Regions from separate parts of the Homo sapiens genome. Here region 1 is linked to region 2. Evidence: chromatin loops called from intact Hi-C (ENCODE). Cell type or tissue: Caco-2. All regions are shown on one strand. Each heading gives the region's core, and the rest is flanking DNA. Links, peaks and the distances in the headings are about the cores only.

The links. Hi-C counts contacts between places; a loop is a spot of excess contacts. Peaks named below come from ENCODE experiments on the same cell type or tissue, not always from the same donor. Only the 100,000 strongest peaks of a DNase experiment are listed, where the experiment ranks them.
Region 1: a loop joins it to region 2, with 15 times the contacts of the local background. A loop is called at or near these places in 10 of 110 quality-filtered maps.

The regions. Positions count from the first base shown.
Region 1 is chr21:34,906,926-34,909,853 of GRCh38, reverse strand. All of the region lies in intron 2 of RUNX1 (RUNX family transcription factor 1), which reads left to right. Among named protein-coding and RNA genes, the nearest start is that of RUNX1-AS1, 72 kb to the right of the region's middle. RefSeq lists an enhancer at 1,168-1,462. In Caco-2, for the core only: no CTCF peak of the experiment used is centred there; a DNase peak (open chromatin) is centred at 1,243.
Region 2 is chr21:35,379,876-35,382,803 of GRCh38, reverse strand. The region is part of intron 2 of LOC100506403 (a long non-coding RNA gene); the gene reads left to right. Among named protein-coding and RNA genes, the nearest start is that of RUNX1, 330 kb to the right of the region's middle. In Caco-2, for the core only: no CTCF peak of the experiment used is centred there; no DNase peak of the experiment used is centred there.

The DNA of each region.
Region 1 (2,928 bases), core at 287-2,786, 470 kb after region 2:
GACAATGGAGATCATGGTGTGAGCAGAGGAAATTTGATGAAAGGACCCAGAACCCTAAAGATTAAGTTTTAGTCTTGCTAAAATGTATCAGCTTGGCTATACTTTGCAACAATGAAACAAGCTCATCTCTCATGGAGGATGGCCCTCTGTAGCCAGAGACCCGGGGGACTTGCCTAAGGCAGTCTTCCAGACTCAGCTGAAGAGGTCACTCTGGAGAAGTGCAGGTTATCAAATAGAACACCATCTTTTTTTTTTTTTTTTTTTTGAGGAACAGTGACCTGGTCTGTATAAGAAAGTGATACTCTGTGTTTGTAGCCACATGTGAGCTGCACTGAGAAATTGCCTCTGTGCCCAGAGAAGGAAGGAGTACCACCTTCTTCATCTATCCCATCCTATATTTTCACTGTTGCAGAGGAGGGTTTGATGTGAGACATGCAAAAAATGACAAGGGAGGAACAAAGTAATAAACCTATCTGATGTGCTCCAAGTGGATTCTCTCTGTTTTCCACATTTAAAAGATATAAGTGATATGAGCAAGCATTTTAATTCCTCAAGCAAGGTTTGATACTCAGTTCCAGAGATCACCATATCAAAGGCAAGCGAAGCAAGAATCTTAGGGTCGGGTGTACTGTCAGGAGCATGGGGACTGCACACGGGAGTGAACACAGAGTGGTCCTGGTGTACTGTCAGGAGCATGGGGAGCCACACGGATCAGACCCCGAAATTAGCCCTACCTGCAATGCGGCCTTTAGTACAATCCTAGACAAGTTGAACTTTAAGATTCAGGTTTAATTTGTGCAAAACTAAAAGGCATAAATTATTGGTATAGGATAATCTATTGCATTATCTTCTAAAGGTAATGAGATTGTACATCTTACCCCTAGCACACACATACACACACACAGACACACACACACAGACACACCAGCCCCAAGAAAATATAGAAGAAAGGTCAATGGCTCTGTTCCTCTTTCTTTAGAATTATAAGATAAGCCTGTTACATATCCTGAATCATTGGTCCCATTCTATGTATATGCAAAAGAAGTTCAAAGGCTGACTTTGACAAAGGGTGTTTGGAGAAGGATGATAAAATGTGTCTGATAAAACAAACACAAAAGACTTTTGCAATAAAGACCTACAAATTGGGAAAGCAGGACTTGGGCAGCAGGGTGTGAAACTGTGTTATCTACAGCTTCAGCACAAAAAGATAGTGGCTTGCAGCAGAAGTCTTTATCTGGCCTTCACAAGAATGGAGATTGCACCTCCCCCGACCCCCCTGTCCACAAAACCCAGGAAACACCTTGCAGAGTTGATGCAATATTTGCTATCCCAGCCCTTGGTGACAGTTAAAATAGTGTTACAACATAAAATTGAGCAACGACCTTGCTGTATCATCCAAGACTATGTTTTATACTACTTTTTTTCCCCGAGGACATTTTGCACATTTTTTAGTTCCTCCCTTACTTTCAGTTCAGATCATTAATGGGAAGAAACATTGTCTCTTCTTCCTTTCCAATACAATTTAAAAATACCTTCCTGATTGACACTTCAGGAAGAAGATTAATAATAGTTACCCTTTTGCATCTCATTGCATTATTTCTTGAGAATTTCAAAGAATTCTCTGTATCTCTTCTTGGAGATGTATCATTACTCTGTTCGAATGACTTTTTTGGGGCTGGAGTTTAATTTATGTGATTGCAATCAGGAAACCACTTTGAAAGGGAAGAAATCCATTTAGCTTTGCATGAGTTGTAAATTTTCTGTAAATACAATTTCATAAGACCCTCCCTTTTTTAAAGAAGTAGCAAAACGGCTCTTGGAGGAGTGGCAGAGCATGGGGGTGGACCACAAATTCACAGGTCAGGGGGTCCCAGATCAGCCACTGTTTCGGGAGCTTAGAAGAGCCACTCACTTTTCAGAGCCTCCTTTTCCCTCTATAAACTAAATGGATTGGACAAAATGTTTGCTAAGAATCTTTTCACCTCTAAACAAAATGACCCAATGTTTGCTAAGAATCTTTTCGCCTCTGAACGAAATGACCCAATGCTATTCCACAGAAGGATGGCCTTCAAAACAGCTTCACTCTGTTTTATTTCATAATAATCCTTCACCTCTCATGACTGTTTAGCTTGACAAGGCACTTCGGCAGTTATGATTTAATTGGTTTTCTTGATAACTTTTACATGGCATGATTTTAGACTTGGCAAAGGTGGAAGCGGAGGCACAGAAAGGAGAACTTCAGAGAGTCACAGGGAGCCAAACACCAAGTCAAGTAACAAATTGAGTACTAAGAAAATAAGACATTTTAGGCTAGAGGCTTGCAAACTTTTTGAATAGCAAGAAACAGTAAGAAGTAAATAGTATGCCAGGGCTCAGGGGAGATACATCAATCAAAAAAAGAGCTTCAGGAAGCAGTATTCACCCTTACTACTGATGAAGCACTCTATTTTCCAGTTATTCTGTTCTATTTCTTCTTCTTACCTTGCTTTTGTTATTATTATTATTAACAACCAATCTATGGGTCACAACCTATTGTTTAGAAGTCACTGTTTAGAAACTTTTCACATGGCAGCATACTTCTTTTTGCTAAATTAGAAGTCTATATCTCCTTCTCTGTGCCCCTTACCTGTGGGCAGATGCTAAGTGGGATTCTCCTGTTTAGGTTTTCTTGCTGTCAAGAGCCCCCAAAGACTGTACACCAGGAAAGTGCTGTCCTTAGAGTCAAGGTTTTCACTGAAGGGGGCACATGACCCTCCTGGCTGACTTTGAATACACGATCAAGTCCTCATGAATAATGAATACTAATGACAATATCAAAACACCTATTTGCATTGTACACTCACTAAAGTCAGAGGGAGAATTGGGGCTGCTCCCACAAAAGGGCACGTGACTCTCTAAATAAAGAGCTTTAATGCATTTTATATTTAA
Region 2 (2,928 bases), core at 280-2,779:
AAAGTCATACATTACTGCTTTTTCTCTAAAATATACATTATAAACACCAATGTCTTTTTCTATTTAATAGCTCTCTCATTTTTGCTTTAGATCTAAATCCATCATCATCTTGTTACTTAATATCAGGCCACAGTGATTTCCCAGAAATACAACTTTGTACCTAGGAAACTGACTTTTGGGAAGTGAGGTACCCAGATTTCAACTTTTGTGTTCATTCAACTATAATCACCTTTTTCACTGATAAGCACTTTTTTTTTTTTTTTAAGGCAGAGTTTTGCTCTCATCACCCAGGCTGGAGTACACTGGCATGATCTTGGCTCACTGCAACCTCCGCCTCCCGGGTTCCAGCGATTCTCCTGCCTCAGCCTCTGAGTAGCTGGGATTACAGCCACCTGCCACCACGCCTGGCTAATTTGTTTGTATTTTTAGTAGAGACGGGGTTTCTCCATGTTGGCCGGGCTGGTCTTGAACCACTGACCTCAAGTGATCCGCCCGCCTCAGTCTCCCAAAGTGCTGGGATTACAGGTGTGAGCCACTGCGCCGGGCACACTGATAAGCACTTTAAGCATGGATCAGAGTTTTGGTAGTAGACGTCCTCCAGTTGGCAGAAAAAAGCTGTTAGCTCTCTGTTGATGACCGCACTTGGTGTCACTTTCCAAAGTAGGGATTTCCTTTATAATGACACCTAAGCCTCCCATTCTGGTATAGTTACCAAGCTACCCCAAGACAACTGAGCAAACAATTCAGAGTGATGGTTTTCATTTCCTTGTATCCTGCTTCAGCAAGCCCAGCCCTGCCTCACATTTCTTGTAATCCCAAACTTAAAGATATTCCTGCATTGCAAAATCCAGATTTTTAAATCAGAGCAAGACAATCATTCTTAGCATTTTCTGAGTTCCATTTTTGCTTACCGTATTGAGCCTAGGTAAAGTGGATAGAGAATCTGGTTTAGATAAGACTCTGTGTTTACTAATTTACTAATGTTGAACTTGTCATGCATCACTGCTCACAATCTTATCTCTCTTAATCTGGTCTGCAAAATAGCAATAATGATACCTATATTACCTGTCCTTTATCCAGTTGCTCTAAGATCCAAAGGAGATGATGTTCGTAAAATAGTTTTGGAAATGATGAATAGATCATGTGCTTTTTCATACATGCAGAGAATTCTTGATCTGTTTCCAAAATTTTATAATATATGGAATTCAAGTTGACATTGCTTAGTGGTTCAGAGCATGAATTCTGGAGCCCGCCTGCCCAGGTTTGAATCCTGGCTTTGTCATTTACTAGCTATGTGACCTTGGGACATTATGTAACCCCTCTATTCCTCAGTTTCCTCCTCTGTAGCATTGGAATAATAATAGGATCTACGTCGTAGGGTTTTATGAAGATCAGAAGAATAAAAGATACAGAGCCACACCCAGCACAATAAATGCAATACAAATATCAGTTAAATAAAAATTATCTTTCTTGAGAGGCCTGAGAGAGTTGGGCTGGGGGCCTTGGGTTTAATGTTAGCTGCTGCTAGCTTTCCTCAGGCATCACTCTTTTAAACCAGGTCGCAGCTCTGCCATGTTTTTGTGCTCACAGGTTAATTTTTAAGCAAGAAGTTTTGCTAGGGTAGCCTGACTTTAGATGTATTAAACTCAGAATAATATGTCATATTTCATTTTAAGGGTACATGAGGCAGCTTAGCACAGGTCTTGGGCAAGTGATATAAGCTCTCTCCAAGCCCCCAGTTCGGCCTACCTTTGGGAGTTGGGAAGACAGACAATGGAAAGGATTTTATATATATATATATATAAAAATTAATATATATAAATATATATTTTTATATATTATATAATATATAATATATATTAATATAGAGATATATATATCTCTATATATTTATAGAGATATAAATATATATATATTATATAATATATAAATATAATATATATATTATACATATATAATTTATATATATAATTAATATATATTTAATACTTTAAGTTCTGGGATACATGTGCAGAATGTGCAGGTTTATTACATAGGTATACACATGCCATGGTGGTTTGCTGCACTCATCAACCCATCATCTACATTAGGTATTTCTCCTAATGTTATCCCTCCCCTAGCCCCTCATCCAGCAACAGGTCCCGGTGTGTGATGTTCCCCTCCCTGTGTCCATGTGTTTTCATTGTTCAACTCCCACTTATGAGTGAGAATATGTGGTATTTGGTTTTCCTATGTTAGTTTACTGAAGATGATGGTTTCCAGCTTTATCCATATCCTGCAAAGGACATGAACTCATCCTTTTCTATGGCTGCATAGTATTCCATGGTGTATAGGTGCCACATTTTTTAAGCCCGCAAGCCACCTTAAAAATGTCTTGAAGATTCTGTGAAACTTGGCTTCATCCAGTTATCGTACCCTTTGTCTAACACCAAGTAATGCCTGACAAGAGTTTGACCAGCATGGTAGCCTGAAGATGAAGTATCATTTAACTGGAATAATAATAATATTTTTGCCAGGTAAAACATAGGATGCCCAGTTAAATGTGTATTTCAGATAAATGGCAAATAATGTTTTGCATAGCGGTGTCTCAAACATTTCATGGGACCTAGTTATATTACAAATATTTACTGTTCATCTGAAATTCGAATTTAACTGGGAATTTTGTATTTTTATTTGCTAAAACTGGCAACCTTTGATAATAGGATTTACCTCAGAGGATTTGGTGATTAAATAAAGTTATACAAGTAGCATGCCCAGAAGAGTCTTCACATGTAATATGTGTTTAATCAATGGAGGTATCTCTTAAGTAAATGGAAAACAATTTCCCGGTTCCGTAATGATTGCTGGGAGTTGACCATGCTAGACCATGCTAAATTTTGCATATTCAAAATAATCCAGCATTCAGCTGAATATTTCCCCGTTTCTGTC